Linked DNA regions of Mus musculus: region 2 is linked to region 1. The links are chromatin loops, found by intact Hi-C in ENCODE. Cell type or tissue: gastrocnemius. All regions are shown on one strand. Links, peaks and the distances in the headings refer to the core of each region. The heading gives the core; the rest is flanking DNA.

The links. Hi-C counts contacts between places; a loop is a spot of excess contacts. Peaks named below come from ENCODE experiments on the same cell type or tissue, not always from the same donor. Only the 100,000 strongest peaks of a DNase experiment are listed, where the experiment ranks them.
Region 2: a loop joins it to region 1, with 7 times the contacts of the local background. A loop is called at or near these places in 12 of 42 quality-filtered maps.

The regions. Positions count from the first base shown.
Region 1 is chr5:129,410,790-129,420,862 of GRCm38, forward strand. No RefSeq gene overlaps it. Among named protein-coding and RNA genes, the nearest start is that of Gm34468, 77 kb to the right of the region's middle. In gastrocnemius, for the core only: a CTCF peak has its summit at 5,798 (motif pointing right); DNase peaks (open chromatin) are centred at 4,833 and 5,831; H3K4me3 peaks cover 575 bases; H3K27ac peaks cover 937 bases.
Region 2 is chr5:129,580,783-129,590,855 of GRCm38, forward strand. Mmp17 (matrix metallopeptidase 17) reads left to right here and starts at 3,387. Exons shown (of 10, transcript NM_011846.5): 1 at 3,387-3,666. The coding sequence starts at 3,511. In gastrocnemius, for the core only: a CTCF peak has its summit at 5,440 (motif pointing left); DNase peaks (open chromatin) are centred at 4,507, 5,439 and 5,811; H3K4me3 peaks cover 1,345 bases; H3K27ac peaks cover 95 bases.

The DNA of each region.
Region 1 (10,073 bases), core at 4,719-7,218:
GTGTGTGTATGTGTAGGATAGCCCTGGGGCTATTTGTAATTTGGTTCTAATTCCGTTCTACTGGGAGGGGCCTCGACCAAGGAATGAGGCAGCACTCAGGTGATTTCCTGTAAACCTTCTTCCCACCTTAATTGGTAAAATAAAGGCTAAAACTGGTGATTGGGCAGAGGAAGGGACGGTGGAGCTGATAGTGGGGAGAGAGAAGAAGGAGGTGTGGGAGAGAGAGAGGAGGATGGAGAAGGAGGTGGAAGAACAGCTGAGCAGAAGCACGTGGCCCGGAGAAACCACAAGCTCTAAGGGGTCTCATAGATGGGGCAGATGGTAGTGTAGTGGTAGATCTGCCCAATCTAGGTGCACAGCTTGTATTCATATTAATTGAGTTGTGTTTCCATTACTGGGGCATATTTGGATTTGAGATTTAATGCAACATGTGTGTATATAAGTATGTATAAGATGGTGACATATCTGTATATAACATGTATATACCCACCATCTCCATACGTACCTCTATAGAATGTATGTGTGTACATGTGTGTGCATGTGTATGTTTACAACTGTATGATACATCTGTACATGCACATGTGCAGCTGTGTTGTTTGTACATGCATTCAGGTGTATGTGTGTGCATGCACGAATTCTCTGCCTAAACTAACTAAACTTCAGTGTGTTTTCTGAGGAGCCATATCGAAGGGCCCAAAACTAACCAATGACGCTGCAGGGGACATGGAGGTCAGGCATGAGGAAAGAAGGCTGAGCCAGGCTCTCTTTGAGTTTGGGACATCTTCCTGCAGGACAACAACTCAGGCTAGAGCACATCATTGCTGAGCTCAGGTGCTCATCCTGGGGAGCCCCGACATGGAACCAGGCCCCGAATTTCCCTCCAAGCTCAATGACATCACAGACTTATCTGAATTTCCATTCTCCTGAGCTACCAGGGGCTATACCATAGTTAACCGTGATAACGGCCACAGGGGAAGCTGGAGTAGAGATGGGTCAGGCAATGGGGTCTGGGGTAGAGATAGATTGAAGATGGAGGCTAGGGTGGAGATGAATGGCCAAGATGGCTGGGCTTGAGGAGAGAGCTGATGGAGATGATGGGGTTGATGGGGATGATGGAGATGATGGGGATGGAGATGATAAGGATAAGGATGGGGTAGAGGTTTGTGAAGATGGGAGATAGGGTGGAGATGTATGGTAGAGATGGGGGCTGGGGTAGAGATGGGTGAGACAATGGAGGCTGAGTAGTCATGGGTAAGACCATGGAGGTTGCAGTAGAAGTGGGTAAGACAGTGGGAACGGGAGTAGAGATGGGTGAGAGATGGGGCCTGGGGTAGAGATGCACCAGTGAGAGAGTGGAAAGCTTGCAAGGTGATAGTTTGTTCTCATAGACCCCACTCTGAGGTACCACTTTCCATAAGCTATCAGTAATCCCCACCATTCTCCGAATCATCCACACCCGACAGATGTCATCTGTAAGCATCTTGCGTAATAAACTACACTCCCCCTACCCCCCCGTATGTAGCTCCGCTTCATACATGGTGTTGAATGGCATGTCATGGCACAGATGCAGAGTCAGAAGGCAGACCATCTGGTTACTGGGCTAGTAAGAAGGCAGACCATCAGGGCACTGGGCCAGTTAGAAGGCAGACCATCAGGGCACTGGGCCAGCCCTCAGTAAAGTCAAACAGAAACACAGAGACAACTCTCCTCGCCTTAAAGTTTTCTTGGGTGATTCACAAAATCTAAGCTTGTGATCCAAGCCATTTATGGCTGATTCTACTTTCTCAGCACTGGGAATATAAGCTTGTGCCACCACAGCTGGCTTTTTAAATGCAGGTCCAAGGGAACAAACTCTGGTGTTCATGCTTCCAAGGCTAACAATTCACCTGATCCTGGGGCTTACTGGCCTGCCAGCCTATCCTGATTGTGAGCTCTGTGCCAATGAGAGAACTTCCCACCTCCTCAAAAGTAATAACTCCATAAGAATGACACCAAGATTGACCACACACACACACACACACACACACACACACACACACACACACACACACACAGAGGCACACACAAGGATGCACACATACATATCTGCATGCATGGATGCATACACATATGCACAATTTCACATATATACATACATACACACATGTATGCACACACACATACACGCATGCATGACTGCACACCTGTACACAGACACAAATGCATATACAGACACACATGCATGAACAGACACATGCATGCATTCACATACATGCCAAAACAAAACAAAACAAGACAAAACAAAACAAAAGAAGGGATCTCATAGGTGACAGCTTATAGCTCATGAATTCCTGGAACAGAATGGACACATCCCAGATATGGCTGCAAGAGCAACTACATCAATATTTGCAAGGCAGACTGCAATGACAATGTCTGGAGTCAGGTGGCACCTAGAAGCCAATCCTGGTGACCCTGAGAATTAATTACAGTTACATTTGTGAAGTGGTACCCATCAAGATCAAATCTGCCGTGGCAAACAGGACTATAATTCCTTTCTTTTTGTGGCTCCAGTCTGGAAAAATCTAGTGCAATGGTTCTCAACCTTTGGGCCCTGACCCCTTTGGGGTCAAATGACTTTTAAATAGGGATCGCCAAAAAAAAAAAAAAAAATCACCATCAGAACACACATACTTCTGACAGTCTTAGGACCTGAGACACTGCTTCTCTCTCCATCTCCAGGCAGGTCTGCCGACATCCAGGTACGCCCACATAATGAGTACCAGGAACTGAATTAAAGGGTACTGCATTAGGGAAGCTGAGAACCACTGGTCTAGTGAGTGAATGAGTATTTTCAAAATCCTGATGGCCCCATTAATGCAGTTTAGATCTGCATTAGTACAGTGCCTGGTTGTCTGAGACACTATAGAACTTCAAAACTGGGGGGTGCTGCCTACGTTAGAGTGGGTGGAAAGCCAGCCATGTGCCACAGAGCTGCAAGATATGTCTTGGGCCACTGATGTCAATTTGGTGGTAGTAGCCTTAGTAGCTGGTCTCACTTCTCCAAACCAGTTTCTGGTATATGTGGGTATAGCATTTGCCTCAGAAATAACATAGAAGCTGGTAACCACAATTGCCACCCAAATACTCTTCGGGTACAGTGACATCACTGCTAACTTTTACCTTCAAGTTAGATGTTTTAAAATGGGGTGCACTGGTTGGTTTTTATTGTCTTTGTGACACACCTAGAGTTACCTCCATTAGATAGGCTTATGGTCATGTCTATGAAAGAAGGTCCTGTTGGCGATTGATGTGGGGTAGCCTCGCCCACTGTGGGCAGCACTATCCCTAGGCAGAGGGGCCTTGGCTGTATAATATTTCTGCACTTGTTTATTTTTTAAATATGATGCTGGGTATCAAAACTAGAACCTCATAGTACCAGGCTGTATCACCACCCCAAGTTGGCAGATTTGGGTCAGGGAGAAGAATTTAAACAGATCCCTACCCAAATTTGAACTATTATTCATGAGCATGAAAAAAATGCATAAATGAACAAGACACTAAGCTCAGCATCAAATGACTAAATCGAGACAAATTGGCCTCAATCTTGTCATTGCTTACAAATAAATGGGCAGCTGAGATTTGCAGTTCTTGCTCCAGGCCAGAATAATCCCACCACAGTCACAGGTTCAATATGTATGGAGTTAGCTGTTTCTGGTTAGGTGTACACTTTCCTGAAGATCACTGTGTCTGTGTGTGTGTGTGTCTGTGTGTGTGTGTGTGTGTAGTAGGATGTTCTCTGGCCAAAATGGAGCATGCTGGGGCCATTCGAGGGGTGGGCAGTGAAGGTGATCGAGGTGATCGAGCAACTGGCTGCAGATACCCTCTGCTCAGGATCTGGTAGTTGCTTTGTATGAGGCAGAGCCTTGTACCTTGTAGTGCAGAGCCTCGTGAAGTATATAGCTATGACAGTAAAGGCACAGGACCCTGGAGGGACAATGAAGCAGTGGTACGGGGAGAGGCTGTCCTACAGACAACAAGAGGGAGTGAGTCCTACCACAGGGAAGGTACTTGGGGTCCTGAGGGCTGTGAGACTATGTCAATGATCTGTTTCGGGTGGAATGTGAACTGGAGGCCCTACATGTTTGCTCTCTGGTTCTCTAGGGTTTCTTCGACATTGGGGAAGTTTCCTGCAAACATCCAGCTGTGATGGACCCCAACACCCACAGCACCAATCCTTTATCCCTTCCAGAACAAACTCAAAAGTCAGACCAGGATGGCAGCCAGAGAATCCAGGGTGCCCACTGTTCCTAATCCGCTATACTCCCAACATGCCCCTGTGAAGAGCTGGGTATACACACACACTCCAGAGAGGTGCGCTAGAGAACAAGACATGGCCATCTGAGACACCAACCAGGGACAAAGAAACCCAGCCAAACCTCCCCATCCAGGGGGGCCTTGGGAAATAATCAAATTTCCAAAGCAACAGGAAGCTTAGATTTCTTTCTGTTCATCACCAAGGCGAGGCTGAGAGGTTTGGAGACAGACCTAGCCTCCAGTGTGAGCTAAATTCTAAGCCACATCCCAAGGGTGAACAGCCCCCTGCAGACTCCTGACTCTCACATCGTAAACAGTCTATACAGACTGGCGAGGGAAACACAGCCTAAGTTTGCTTTCATGTTTTATCGGAGTACAAAGAAGGAAGGACCCTGTGGAATGGCATGGGAATGCAAACCGAGCGCCTCTGGAATGAAACAGAAAGCAAACCGAACTCACACTGCAGTGTCCTTATAAGGCTTTCAAAAGCTCTGTCATATTCTTGGGAACTTTGAAGGCATGTGTGGGGGCAGGGCGCTGTGTCTAGGGAGGACCAGCGTTGGCCTCTCACTGCTTGCCTCGGCCTGACCTTGAGATTCAGGGCTAGCAAGCATAGACTCCTGGCTGAGTTACAGGATTTCTGCCCCACCACGGACTTGCAGACCCCCTCAGCAAAGCCTGGATGGAGACTTCTCAGATAGTTCAAGGAACCAGAGGAGTCTTAACCGAGCCCTGAGCTGATGGAGCCGATCTCAGCGTCTTCTCCAAAGGGAACCAGGAGAGAAGCAATCTAGGGAAGTAACTAAATCAAGAAAACGGCGCAAGCAGTAACGCAGGACAGGGAAAGACTGGGTTCCAGACATATTTTTAATTATTTAAATATTAAATATAACTCTAGTCCTCCCACGGGGTGAAAGGGCACTCCTGGGACCTCCACTCCAAATTCGTTCGGCTCTAGTTCTGCTTTCTGGGTGACTCCACTGACACAGATGATGTCCTTTGCCCTGTTTTGCCTTTTGGGATCCATTATAGGGGTGACAGGGACTTTCAGGTCTGCATAGCTGATTGCTGTATGTATGTTCTCTCAGACTATCCTCTGCAAAACTGCTTCAGAGAGAGGGAAGAAGGAACTCAGACCAGCTGTCAGCATCAAGTTCCTACACGGGTTAGGGATGCTCTTGTCACTACTGACTCTAACACAAGATTTTAACACTTGCTACAACATGAGGCAGGCGTGGGGACCAGATCAGACTAACATGGGTACCAGAAGATGGGAGGTTTGCCTGCCTTCTGGGTCTCTGACTTCTCTCTAGGCAAACAAAGCGTCAGCTGCCCATCTTCAGGGACTTTTATTTGGAATGCATCCTGAAAAACTAGGGATGATTTGTTTGAATCCTGAGAGTCTCAAAAAAAAAAAAAAAAAAAAAAGAGACCAGTGAGCTTCTTTTATACTTTGGCATGACCAGTGTGACCCAGCTAACAGAGAAGAATGGCCAAAAGATGGCACTGTCCTCCGGCTAGATCTGTTCTGCCGATGAGAAAGAAGATAGAGAGTTCCAGTGTCCAGACTTTCTGTCTCTCCTTCTCCTCCCCTACCACTCCTCCTCCCCCTCCTCCTCGACATTCTCCTCCTCCTCCTCTTCCCCCTTCTCTTCCCCCTCCCTCCCATTCTCCTTCTCCTCCTCCCCCTCCTCCTTCTTCTTCTCCTCCTCCTCCTCTTTCTCTCTCCCTCTCTCCCTCTGAATGTGTGTGCCCATATGCACATGATCATGTGTGCATAGGTACACATGTATATGTGTATATATGTGGACACAAATGGAAGTCAGGGATCAACTTGAAAATGCTGTTTCTCAGGATACCATCCATCCTGCTTTTGGAAATAGCTGAGTGGGCTAGGTAGACTGCCAAAGAACCCCAGGGATACCCGTCTCTGCCTTCCCAGTGTTGAGATCACAACTATGTGCCCCCATACCTGGCTCTTCTGTGTACATTCTGGGAGATCAGACTTGGGGCTCCATGCTTCTGTGCGAAGAATTTGATCAACCCACCCATCTCTCTCAGCCTGCTAGGCTTTCCTTGTAAGAAGCAACCCCGACCTCTGTAAAAACTAAATTCAAGCCCAATTCAGATGTCCTGCTCTCTGAGTCAATATGATTTACCAAATTACACACTTGTCATGCAGACAAAATTCTACAGGGGATGAAATGAAGTATGACCTGGGCTTACCATAACATGGGGACCTAAGTGCCATCCTGTTATGTGTGTCCCCTTCTCCTGTCCCAAATACAAATGCTCTGGGTCTGGCCTGCCATCTCTGGCCCAACCCTGAGTCAACCGTCCAAGCTTCAACTTTCTCTTTCTCTTTTCATTTGCTAAATTCTCCAGGAAGGAAGGAAGGAAGGAAAGAAAGAAGGAAGGGAGGGAGGGAGGGAGGGAGGGAGGGAGGGAGGGAGGGAGGGAAGGAGGGAGGACTCTGCTGACACTCTTTCTAGTTTCAAGGAGAGCAGATGTCTTCTGTGTCCATGACTGCAGTTAGAGTTGACATATGAAGATTGTTGGATCCCTGGGGTTTTTTTTCCCTCCTTTTGGCTGTGCCTATATTAAGATACTTCTGCTATTCAAGGCTATTAGAAACTTTGCAGTCTTGGCAAGGTCTCACTAGAATGTAAGATTATGCAGCTCTCGGGCTTGCCTGAGACGGAGGGAAAAACGATGAAAGAGTTTTTTAGAAGCTGAAGCATCAGGCCAGCAAGATGGCTCAGTGGGTAAAGGTGCTTGTTAAAGCCTGTGCTTACTTAGACACACACAACACACATACACACACACAACATACACAACACACACACACACAACACACACAGAGAGACACACACACAACACACACACACACACACCACACACAGAGAGACACACACACAACACACACACACAACACACACACACACATGCGTGCAAAAGGATATACACACATACATTCTTAAGGTCAGAATACTGCTATAAACCTAGACTCTAGTCCCCTGGGTTGTTTGGTTTGGTTTGGTTTGGTTTGGTTTGGTTTGGTTTGGTTTGGTTTTTCGAGACAGGGTTTCTCTGTGTAGCCCTAGCTGTCCTGGAACTCACTCTGTAGACCAGGCTGGCCTCGAATTCAGAAATCCTGCCTCTGTCTCCCAAGTGCTGGGATTAAAGACATGCACCACCACTGCCCGGCTAGTCCACTGTTAAAATCAACAAGGCTCTTGTCAGATATTGATGTGCTCTGGCAACATTCCAAAGCTGATTGGTGGCGAGATGGCTCAGCGGTTAAGAGCACTGGTTGCACTTCCAGAGAACCTGACCTCAATTCCCAGCAGCCACAGAGTGGCTCACAACAGGGAAAAACACCGAGACACATAAAATAAATGTTTGTTTAATTAGGAACTGATTTCTAAAAAGGAACTGATAACTAATCGAGATGGTTACGTTTTCTGCACAGTTTGCCAGGTGTTTAGTTGGGAAACTGAATCTTAACAAAATTGGGATTTACTTAAAAACCATTTCAACTTATTATTTCTTTATTTTGGTCTCACCTTGATCTAGATGTTACATAAAAGTTAAAACTAAAAGACTGTGCCGCTGGGTGTTCAACAATCCTCACTTTGAGTCCTGAGGAATATAAAGAGAACAGCTAGTTGTCTGTTCTATGGTTTCCAAAGTCAACCAGAACCCATGGGCTGAGGGTGATGGGAGTCATAGTTCTGTAAGTCTAGTAAGCCATGGACCCTCTTGGGCGGAGGATGATGGTGGTCGTAGTCCTGTAAGTCTGGTAACCCATGGACCGTCTTCATCAGAGAAGTCATGGATGCTCCTGAGGTTGATTCTATAATCAGTGTATATCCTGCCGAGAAGAGGCCCTGGAGAGGAAATGCCCTGTGTTCTTCCAAAGGAAGTCACGTGGTCAGCAGGATCCTGACCCTTCCCAGCAGAGGGCACTCCTGGTGTGGAAACCATTGATATTGCTTAAGAGTCTCATCTACTCCCAAGGACTACCCCTAGCAAGTCTCAACTGACCTCCATGATTCAAAGGAAAAAGGTCACATTTTGGTAACCAACATGATCTTGAACACTGAACGGGAAGATGCAACCCAAACTGACCAGTGATGGAGGCTGGTGAGAGGATGGCTCAGTAGGTAGAGGTACTTGCTGCCAGTCCTGATGATCTGAGTTCTATCCCCAGGACCCCCAGGGTCGAAGAAGAGAACTGACTTCTGCTAAACACCCTCTGACTTCCACTTCTACACTGTGACCGACACACCCTAAGTAAATAAATCAATGTCTAAAACAAGTAGATTAAAAATCAAAAGTGGTTATACAAAGTAAATCCTCTGCCTCCATGACATAGGAGTTCTTGCCTTTCCAGTGTCTTCCTTAATGGGTAGAGCCTCCCTTAATGCCAGGGCTGCTATGCTTGAATGAGTATGACCATGTATCTTAGTTAAGGTTTCCACTGCTGTGAAAAGTCACCATGACCAAGGCCACTCTTATAAAGGAAAACATTTAATTGGGACTGGCTTACAGTTTCGGATATTCAGTCCATTATCATCATGGTGGGAAGCATGGCAGCATGCGGGCAGACATGGTGCTGAACAGGGAACTGAGAGTCCTACATTTGACCCTAAGACAACCAGGAGGAGACTCATTCTTCTGCACTGGACAGAGCTTGAGTGCTAGGAGTCTTCAAAGCCCGCCTACATAGTGGAACACTTCCTCCAACAAGGCCACACCTCCTCCAATAAGGCCACACCTCCTAATAGTGCCACTGCCCACAGGCCAACCATATTCAAACCACCACACCATGTCTCCTCATCCCTCAATTAAGTCTCCTGTATTATACAATGATTTCACTCCCAGGATCCTTATATGTCCCATCAAGTTAGTTTCTTCCAGACTTCGACAAATTCAAATAAATGGATAAGCCACAGAGATATTGGCTCATCTCTCTCAGAATAGGTCTTGAGTCATCAAATCCTACGTAGGATAAAATAAGACAAAAACTTCTGTGAGCCTCTCCAGACAGCAGTCTCTCCCATCACATACATCTGTAGGTTCCCGTATCCCCTTTCTTACAGTTTTAATTTTGCTTTATTTTTTGGCCCTTGTTCACTTGGTCTTCTGCTGTGAGTGATCTAGTCTACATTCCAGAGCTCAAATAATAATAAGTACAGGATTCTAATCACCTTCCTTTATGAGGAACCCTGGATTGTCCTGGCCTGCTAACCGACAGCAAAAGCTGCAAATCCCTAACCCCCATGCTTGCTTCCCTTTTCAGCTGGAGGCAGCAAGGCCCCAGCATCCAGTTGGTTTAAAGAGCTTAGAGGTTTGGTCCTTGAGAAAGGGGATGGTACCAGGCAAGCAAGGAGTTCCAAGCGAACCAAGAACACTGCAGCCAGATCCTGGAGGCCGTGCGTCCTGACAGTCAGACCCCCACTTTGTGGTTAGATGCCCCTGAAGCTGCAGCAGTCAGGTTGTTTCCGCCATGTCGGGTAGTTTCCCAGATATCACACCTGTGCACTAACTATGGATCCACATCTTCTAAAACCTCATTAGTGTATCGCTAGCATTGTGGTTTAGAGGTCTGCTCCCTTTAGTTGGCTTTTCTGAGGGATCATGAGGAGTTCATGAGCCCATAAATATGTGACCACCTAATGAATATTCATTAAAATTTCTCCAAGATCCATAGCACAGAAAGCATCAGGCTGCTCCACCAACGCCTGCCTTTCCCTTCCTGTCTCTGTCTCCGTCTC
Region 2 (10,073 bases), core at 4,318-6,817, 170 kb after region 1:
GGCCCAAAACAGATGGCAGAGCGGGGAGGAGCCGCTTGGAGTGTGAATGAGGCGATGCTGAGTGAACAGGGAGTCAGGGGCGAGGGATGTTTTTTAGAGATGAAGCAAGCGTTTGCAGAGAGATCCGAGACATAGGCTTTCAACGAATCAGAAGACAAGACACCACCACCCCCATCATGCCCCCCCCAGCACGTGTGTGTGCGCGCACACACACACACGCACACACACAGTGGGTGCAAAGGTCCTGTGGCAAGAGGGCATCTGGAGGCCGTCAGAAGAGGTCAGGGGCTCTACCAGATGGGGGAAGCAGGCAGGAACAAGCAGGGTGATGATGTCAGAGCAGAGCAAGATGCCACGGGCTGAGGAGAGGAGCTTGGATTTGTCTTCCAAGCACATGAAGCACCTTTTCCAGAGTGTGACGTGGGCGGTGACATCTCAGTCATCTTTGGAACGGATGGCCTGGCTCTGATTCAGCAGGTTGCCTGTTGGAAGCCAGGGTGGAGGTAAAGACTGCGTAGGAAGTGCTTTGGGATTTGGACTAGTGGTTCTCAACCTTCCTGATTCTGGGACCCTAGACCTCTGGCCTAGGGCAAAGCGCCATAGACTCACTGGCTATAAAGTGCCAGCTCCAGCCCTAACTGGTAGCACTACCCTGGGGTTGCTGTTTAATGACACATCATAGCCTCTGCCTCCCTGGTCATGGGGCCAACTCTGTTATAAACAATAATGTGGCGGCAGCAGGAGTAAGGAGGGACCCATGCTGAGGTGTCCCTCTGAGAAATCACGCCATGGGACAGACCTGATGTAAGGGAGGTTTATTTGGAATGGAGGGGAGGGGACTGAGGACCTGGAGAAGGAGTAGAGGCAGACAGAGCCACAGGGCAGAGAAAGCAGGGATAGAGAAGGACAGAAAGAGAGACTGGCCAGGAACACGTGAGAACAGAGAAGGGGGAGGGAAAAAGAGGGGGGGGGAGAGGAGTTAGACAGGAGATGGGGAGAGTGGGGAGAGACAGAGAAAGGGGCTGGGGTACTTCTCTTATATGCTGTCAGGTGATGAGAGCCATATGATGACCTAATCTGTTGCTCGGTCGCTGGGAAGAGTCTAGCAAAATTGTCTGTAAGCCAACAAACTCTCCTGTGGCTTCTCCCCTGTTCTTTCGTCTGCTCCTTTGGAGTTTTGTTAAAACCACTTCCAAAACTCTCGAGCCCAGTTGGCCTGCAGCTCACCATCCTCCTGCCTCTGCCTCCCCAAACGCTGGAGTTTCAAAGTCCTGCTACCATGTCCGGGCCTCCTCTGCTTCTATCAGATCACTTGACAGTGGATTTGGGGGTCACCTAGACAATCCCCAGTGAGCTTATCTCAAGTTTTTTTTTAACTCAATTATAACTACAAGGACCCCCATCCTAGCTGGGTATGGGAGAACACAGTTAAAATCCTAGCACTCGGGGGCTGAAGCAGGACACAGTTCTAAACAAACCAAAAAAGATTCCTATCCATCTAAGAGTATATCTGTAGTGTCAAGTAGACATTTACCAAACTATAGGAGACCTGGAAGAAACTCCCAGAGCCAGATAGGCAAAGGCAGGGCACCTTGGGAGGAGGTACCAGTTAGAATTGGCAGAGTCAAGGGGACAAGGGTCTGGAGCCAGAGCCCCTAGAGCCACCCATTCCTGAACCAGTTCTTTTGTCCCCAATTTGCTCCACATTTCTCTGAGATTTCCTTTCCACATAGGGACATCATTTAGGAGAGGCCCAGAGACCTCAGAACAGATAGAAGATGGGGCCACCCGAGCTTTGAAGCTGATCTCAGAGGGCCTACGAATGCAATACGTTTCTCTCTTCTTGTCTAACAGGAGAGCATCGATCTTCTCCCTAGGGACCGAACCGACCTTCCTTCTAATGCAGCATGAACTAATGTCATGCATTAATATTGTAAACCTGACGGGCTGTAGGATCTCCTAGGAAACAAGTCTCCCAGCACACCTGTGAGAGATTATCTAGATTAGGTTAGCCTCTGGACACGCCTCGAAGGGATTATCCAGATTAGGTTAATTGAGATAGGAAGACCCATTTTTAACTAACTGTGGGCAGTACTGTTCCACGGGTTGATAGGGAGTTTGTTCCACATAGCTAAACACCCGGGAGATGCTACTGTCTTGTGGCTGCGCACTCTCTGTCTCTAGGGCTTTCTCGTGTCAAGGTCCTAACCCCCGCCCTCCCACCCCCCAACCCACGGACCCATCTCAAGCTGGTGCAGAATCTAATCTTCTCCCCAAACCACCCAGACCCCCGAGAGCAACAGGGTATGGATAGACACCAGCTGGGAGTTGAGGGAGGGAACTTTGCCTTCAAAGCAGGGAGTCACCCACCCTCTCCTTTAGAGGCATCATCTAAACCTCAGTGTCCGCGTGCAAACAATAAATAGACTGTAATCCTAACGACACCGAGGGACTAGAGAAACCCGCGGGGAAGGGGCTGGAGACCCAGCCGCTGGGGCGGGGGCTTGGGGTGGGAGGGCGCTGGTTTTGAACTCTGTCCCTTGGCCCAGCCAGTTTCCACATTGTCACTCCACATTGTCTCCTACTTAGGTATTATTTTCTCTGGACCTCAGTTTCTTTGTGTACAAATTGGGAACTATGGTTTCCACTTCTTACGGGTTGCGAGAAAGAAAATTTCATCTGTAAAGTGCTGAGCGGGTGCCAGATCCCAGCTAATGTTTGCTATTCATAGCCTCCCGGCTCACGGAGATAGAACGGGTCCAGCCCGCCGGAAGCATGGGGGGTTCACTCCCCGCCCCTCAAAACAAAGTCTCTTTTTTCACACCTGATGCAGACCCTCAGCAGCAGAGGCTAGATGCTCCCTGGCGGACTAAGGGGAAAAGGTGCTCTGTGCCCAAGGCTCCATACAGGACTCAGGTGTGCTCTCGGCCTAGTCTCCCGTCCTAAGCCCCTACTCCCGCCCACGCTCACCCATCCCATCCCACCCCATGCCCCCGCTCCCTCCTACGCTCTCTTGTATCACACTAATCCCCTCCCCCACCTCCGATCTCTCAGAATCGGGGTGCTTACTCCCACTCGCCCCAAGACTCTGTGGCCCGCGGGCTCCCCCGTGTGCCCATCACGCGCGCTGCAGCGGTCTTTAGGTCCTAAGTGACCTGAAACTAAACCAAGGGTTCTAGCAGGCGACCAGGGGGCGCGTCCAGAGGACGGCAGAGAACTCTAGGACACTCGCAGCCCGATCCGCCGGCTCCCTGTCTGCAGCAGTGCTCCAGCCTTCGGGGTGGGCAAAGCTTCTGTGCCATTACCGGGTCCCGCCCGCGCGGGGGCCCCTTTAAGGGAGTGGGCGGGGCGATGTTTATTAGCATACATTAGCATGGCCCTGCCCCGGAGGCGGGCGGGCGCGCGGCTCAGTCCCGCGGAGCGGAGCGGTGCGGGCGCGGAGCCGAGCGAGGCGCGGAGCTGGCTGCTGGCGGGTGCGGGGACCCTCGCCACCCGACCTGGGAGAGCGGGATGGGACGCCGCCCGCGGGGACCTGGGTCCCCCCGGGGACCTGGCCCTCCACGCCCCGGGCCGGGGCTGCCACCACTGCTGCTTGTACTGGCGCTGGCGGCCCATGGGGGCTGCGCAGCGCCCGCGCCCCGCGCGGAGGACCTCAGCCTCGGGGTGGTGAGTGAACGACAGGGGCACGGGACCCTGGGCACTCGGGAGCCGAGTCCCCAGGCGCTCACGAGGTGCAAGGGAGAAGGGAGACTCGCCCTTGCTCCTTTCGGAGAGGTGCGCGAATCCCGGTGAGGCGGGGGTGTGGGGGGGAACCCATTTTTAAGACAGAGAAACTGAGGCTGGGGCTCGGGCTGCTCGAGGCTCACGCTTGCAGGTCTAGGAGGATGCCGGTCCCTTTCCCGCTCCGTGCAGTCGTGCGCCGCAGCCGCGGGCGCCCCGGGGAGGTGGTCGCCCAGCCGGAGCCTGGTCTCTGGTTAAAAGCAGCTCCACAGAGACCTCTGGCGGGGTGACCGGTGTCACAGACGCCCGGAGCGGTGCGCCCCGCGAGCTTCGCGGCCGGAGTGGGAGGTCAGGGGCGCGCACCCCAGGCCGGGGACGCGCCTGTGGGCGTCCGGAAAACCTGGGGTTCCCGAGTTTGCCCCGCTGACGATGTTAGAAGAGCCTCCCGCACGGCGAGCGTGCCGCGACCCCGTCTCCCTCCTCCACCGGAGCGATCGGCCTTGTCCCGCCGGTGCGGGTGACAACCTCTGCTGTGTCAAGCCCGCTGCCGTCCCCATCCCGCCAACTCCCACTGCCAGAGCTTAGCTAGGCACTCCAGCTTGGGGACCCGGGTACCGGCTTCTTCCCACCTCTTGCCCACCCTCCTGACTGAAGTCGGGTTTGGAAACCCGCAGGAGACCCGGAAGGTTTCGATCAGACTTTATGGCTCCGCAGGCCCGCGAAGCCCTCTGCAAAGGCGCGCGCGGTGACTAGAGCCCGCTTTCGAGGAGGAGGAGGAGGCCCCGGCCTGGGTTCCTTAGATCTGGAGACCCGGCCAGGCGCGGCTTCCTGATTGGCACAAGCCAGCCAATATCCTAATGGGGTCCTGGCAGAGTCCGCTTTCCACGGGCGGTTGGCAACGAGGACTCCTACACCTCAGGTCTAGGCAAGGTGTCATGGAGATTTCCTGCTGGAGGAGACACTGGGGCGGGAGCAACCTCCAGTTTGGCAACATTTGCCCCTGGATCTGAGAGGGGCAGACTCTGCCACCCCCCAGGCATCTGAGGTGGCAGCGACCCATGCTTTCTCTGCCCACTTGCAGATGTCTGAGGGTCCCCTGAGGTGGCTTCTTCCCACTCCAGTGGCCTCTAAAATAGGGGTTCCTCACGTTCCTGATCCTAGGCTTTCATAGCTGGCTCCCCGATGCCATGAGCATTAGGACATCCAGACCCAGTTCTGGTGGGTGACAACAGAGTCCAGACGCACCCTCCCCCCCCCCCCCCCCCACACACACACCGTCTTCCTTCAAGCTTTCAGTGTATCTCTAACGGGACTGGTTAGGGGACAGGAGACAGAGCGAGGGAGGAGTCAGGGCGAGGGAGCCCCTGCCCATCCAAGTTCTTAATCAGGCCCAGTGTACTTAGGAAGTTTGCAGCAGCGGACCTCGGTGGTTGAGGTGGGGTTGGCTCCTCCCCCTGGCACCTGTGGGCTTCATCCGACTTTTCCCCTCCCCTACTGAGTTCCTGAGCACTCCAGGGTCACCAACCCACCAGCACCCTGAAGATCTCACTAACCAGGGTATGTGACTCCAGGCTTGCCAGAGGCAGCAAAACCCTGTCGTCCAATCCTGGGTAAGGCGGGAGGGTGCCGCAGGCAGCCTCCTGCCCAGGACAATACCCTCCCGGGTGTGGGAACCGGGTCCTGCCCGCCTCTCCTTTGGTGGCGGTGGGGGCGCCCTCTGGTGGCCCTCTAGGGAATGGCACCTAAGAGCTTGGGGCGCAGGGGCACTCACTGAGCTGCAAACGATGGGCGGGCTTTGGGTGGGAGCTTTCTGATGCCCCTCAGACCGCCCTCTGCGGGCTGTTGAGCGCATTCAGGTCTGGATGCCTCGGAGGAGAAGGACGCCTTTGTGTTTGTGATCAGCCGCTGCCAGACACCGCTAAATCCACGGCTGGGCAGGGAGGGGCGAGCGCCTGTGAATAAAGCCGGGAAGAGGCCCCCAGGCCCCCTGAAAGGACCCGCAGGATGTGGTTTCCTCACAGCTCAGTGGGGCCTGGCTTTGTCACTCCGTTTCTTAAGTGGTTGCACAGAGCCAAGTGTGCAACCCCAGGGAAGGTTCTGGAGAGTGGCGTCCCGGAGGCCTTTCCAAGCGTCCAGCTGGATAGCCAGGGGGAAGTGGACAGTTCAGACACAGCCAGATCAGGCCCTGGGTGGCACACTCTGCAGGTTTCATTCGCCACCTGTCTTGGAAAATGTTTCATCCGCTGCCTGGCTCTGCAGGTTCTGCCGCCCGTCAGCCCCTCATATTTCATTTACAAATGTCATACCACTCAGCCCGGCCTAGCTCCGTAGTGGATGCCGTGTTGCCGTGTCTCAGAAGCACCAAGCAGTCGTAGCTTCTGATGGCCCACGGTTCCTGGGGTTCTGCCTGAGAGCCCCCTTCATGCTACTCGAATGAGCCCAGCAAGTTTCTACCCAGAAGTCTCCTCCTGTGGCAAAGTTTCTCCCACTGTCGGCACCACACAGCAGGGCAGGTTCAGATCTTCATTGCAAATATGCCTACAACTGAAGGCTAGTTACTGGGGGAATAAACAAAGACCCTGAGGGTGGGACCAGTGGTGACAGGTGAAAGCAGGGACACAGAGTGCTGGGTTTGCCCGTGTGACCCCCTCTTGAAGCCTGAGCCACCTACCTGTGCAGACCTTAAACTCCCTCAGCTCTCAGCATCTTTTCTGGACCATGCAGGAATTCCCTCTTCTCCCCATGGCTTCATTCTAGGAACTACAGTTCACTGTGAATACAAACCAAGATAGCCAGGAGATTAAACAGAGATTGAGCCAGACCTGCTGATACAGGCACTCATTATGGGTGCCCAGAAACTGAGGCAGGAGGATGGTATTAAGGCCAGCGTGGGTTATGGGGTGACTCTCTTTAAAAGTGGAAAGAAGGCTTAGAGGCATATTTCAGCACAGAGCACTGGCTGCCAGCCCTAGCCCCACCAAATAAACCTGGCATGGTGGCACGTACCTGTGACCGCAGCACTGGGAAGCAGAGGAAAGAGGATACGGTATTTAAGGTCATCTTTGGCTACATAGAGTTCAAGGCTAGCCCGAGCAACATGAGATGACTTCTTTAAAAGGACCAATTCTGGGCGTGGTGGTGTATGTACCCTTAATCCTATAATCCCAGCTCACAGGAGGCAGAGGTGGATCTTAAGAGTTCAAGACCTGGTCTTTATAGGGAGTTCCAAGCCAGCCAGAGCTACCTAGCGAGACACTGTTTCAGGAAAATAGAAAGAAGATGAGTCTGGGTGTTAGTTTTAGTTGGTCTTAGTTCCGTGGTTCTCAACCTGTGGGTGGAGACCCCTTTGGGGGTCGAATGACCCTTTCACATGGGTCATGTATCAGCTATCCTGCATATCAGGTATTTACGTTGTGACTCATAGTAGTAGCAAGATTCCAGCTATGAAGTAACAATGAGAATAATTTTATGGTTGGGGGCATTCTCCACCACATAAGGAACTGTATGTATGAAAGGGTCACAGCATCAAGAAGGTTGAGAACCACTGGCCTAGGTTTTTTTGTTTTTTTTTTTAATTGCTTCGACCAAGGTAACTTCAAAATGGAAGTGTTTATTGACACAGCCCCAGAGGGGTAGAGGTCACGTTAGCAAGGTTGAAGAACTAGCTGCCAGAACAGCCGAGAACTCATGTCTCAGGTGGCAGGAAGCAAGCACACTGGGAATGGTTTGACACCTCAAGCCAGGTCCCCAGGGACACACCTCCTAATCCTCCCCAAACAGCAGTACCGACTGGAGACGGCGTGTTCATACAGAAGAACCTGGGGTGGGGTGGCCACTTTCATCCAAACCACTGCAGAGCTCATTGGTCTAGCATGGGAAGTGCCCTGAGTTCTGTCTAACACACACACACACACACACACACACACACACACACACACACAGAGAGAGAGAGAGAGAGAGAGAGAGAGAGAGAGAGAGAGAGAGAGAAACTAGGAAACAAAATGTCCTGGCTTCGCACTTTGCTTTGGTTTGAGACAGGGTCTCCCTGTATAGCCATGGCTAACCCGGAGCTCACAGAGGTCTGCCTGCCTCTGCTTCCTGAATGCTGGGCTTAAAGGTATGTGTCACCACACCTGGCCACCCTGTGGATAGCTACTGTTGGGACCCTTTTACCTAGACCTGGGCTGGGTCCCACACTACTGCTTAACCTGCTCTGTGAACCAACAGATCACAGGCCTTCAGTCTTCTCTCCTTTCAAATGGGCCTGTAGGAGCAGGCTGTGCTTAGGGGGAGAAGCTGGGGAAGTTCAGGAGGCTTGCAGGGCACTCTCCAGTGAGGACACTGCTGGGGGCCGTCTAGGGTACGTTAGACGTCTTTGCTCTTAACTGTAAACATGGAGGATTTATTAACACTTGGCCCTGGGTCTGCGTACAGGCCAGTGCCGGCACATGGAGGAGAAACAGCTCAAGCATTGCTGGGCACCTGGCTTGCAGAAACGATGGCATGGATGTGTGGTCTTCACACAGCCTGACATCCCCTCATAGCTCCACGTCTCACTCTGGGCTCATCTCCAGACCCTTCACTCACTGGTGTGCATGTCCTTTCTAGACTCTGATGCTTAGCTACTTCCTGCATCAAAGGCTCACACCCACTCCTCCCAGGATGAATGTTCTTCCCAGGGCTCCTCACCTAGACAATCCCGTGTCTACCCAGAACAACTTCCTGGGTGTCCGTCTAACTGTCCCCTCTGTCACATCTCTCCCTTCCCTGTCAGTGGCTACAGGATAAGCTCAGAAGCCAGCCGGCTCCAGCCCCAGTTCTGCACTCTCAGGCTGTGTGACTGGGTCCGTGCCCTCCCTCACCTCTCTATGCTTCTCTCCCCTCGATTGTAAAATGGGGTTACGGCAGCTCCCATTTCATTGGGCAGACTTACCCAGTGCCGGCTCTGCTCAAAGGAGACCACAGAGAACAAAACCAAACAAAAACCAGAGCTCACCATCCTCCACACATCCTGGGGCTTGTGGGGTGCTTTTGCGATAGGAAGCATTCAGTGGGCCTTAGCTCAGGGTCACTGGAGCAGTTGTCACCAGAACCAAAGCAGCCTGCCACACTGTGCGCATGGCCTTCCTCCATCCTCCCCTCCTCTCTAGACAGACCTGCCCTGGTCTGCCTAGCACTCCACAGACAGCCCTTGCCACAGCCAGGAATACCCAGGCATGGGATCACTCCGGCTACCTATTAGGATCTATCTTCATAAAAGGGTCATGCAGGGGCTGCAGAGGGGTTCACCCGGTAAAGTGCTTGCCGTGCAAGCATGAGGACCCGAGTTCAACCCCCAGAACTTGTGTTTACAAAGCTGGTCATGGGCCTAGCGAGATGGCCCGGCCGTTAAGAGCATGGACCTAAGACCCACATTTGATTCCCAATTCCTACAACAGGTGACTCACAATTGCCTGTCACTCTAGCTCCAGGGGACCAGATGCCTCTGGTCTGCTTGGTCACCTGCACTCAGGTACAAGTACCACAAGAAATATATATTTATTATATATAAATATAAGCTTGGCATGGTAGAACATACTTGTATTTCTGGCACTGGGGAGGCAGAACTGGGGGGGGGGTCCCCTGGAGCTTTCTGGCCAGACTTTCTTGCCTCTTCAGTGAACTCCAGGCCAGTGGGGGACCCTGTCTCTAAGGAGCTGAACAGTGCTCCTGAGGGTAACACCTGGCTTGTTGTCCCCTGGCTTTCGTACACATGCCTACACATTAATAAATAAACGAGTCGAGTATCCCATGTGCTGTGTAACTGTGGACAGGTTACCCGGCTCGTCCGGGCCTCGGTTTCCTCCCCTGTAACTGGGGCTCCCACTGGTGTTGCCCTTACAAGGGTCTGGGGGGCTTGATGGGGAAGAGGATAGTAGGTAGGAAGTGGGTGGCCAAAGGTGGCACTACCCATGGACTATAGCACCTATTGTTCTCATTTATATATTAGTGATTACCACAAACTTCATATACATGTGATACATATGTACACACACACATCAGGAGCTGCTGCTGCTTCTGACACTGGTTAGAAGGACAAGAATCTGAATACAGCTTCTGGGCCTCAGTTTCCCTACTTGTGAGAAGTGGCTAGCAGTATGTTTGCCTCCAGCTGGTGGGTCCAATTGGAGAGGGATAAGGGATGGCTGTAAGATTCACAGCAATAGCCCGGGTGCCAGGCAAGCTCTGCAGGCTCCTGGGGCTACACATGGCACCTGACCAAGGCTGTGGGTAGAGCTGCCCAGGTTCCAAGAGACACGGTAAAGTCAGCTACCGGGGGCTTGGGCGGCGGCTGCACTCTATAAATTTGCTAA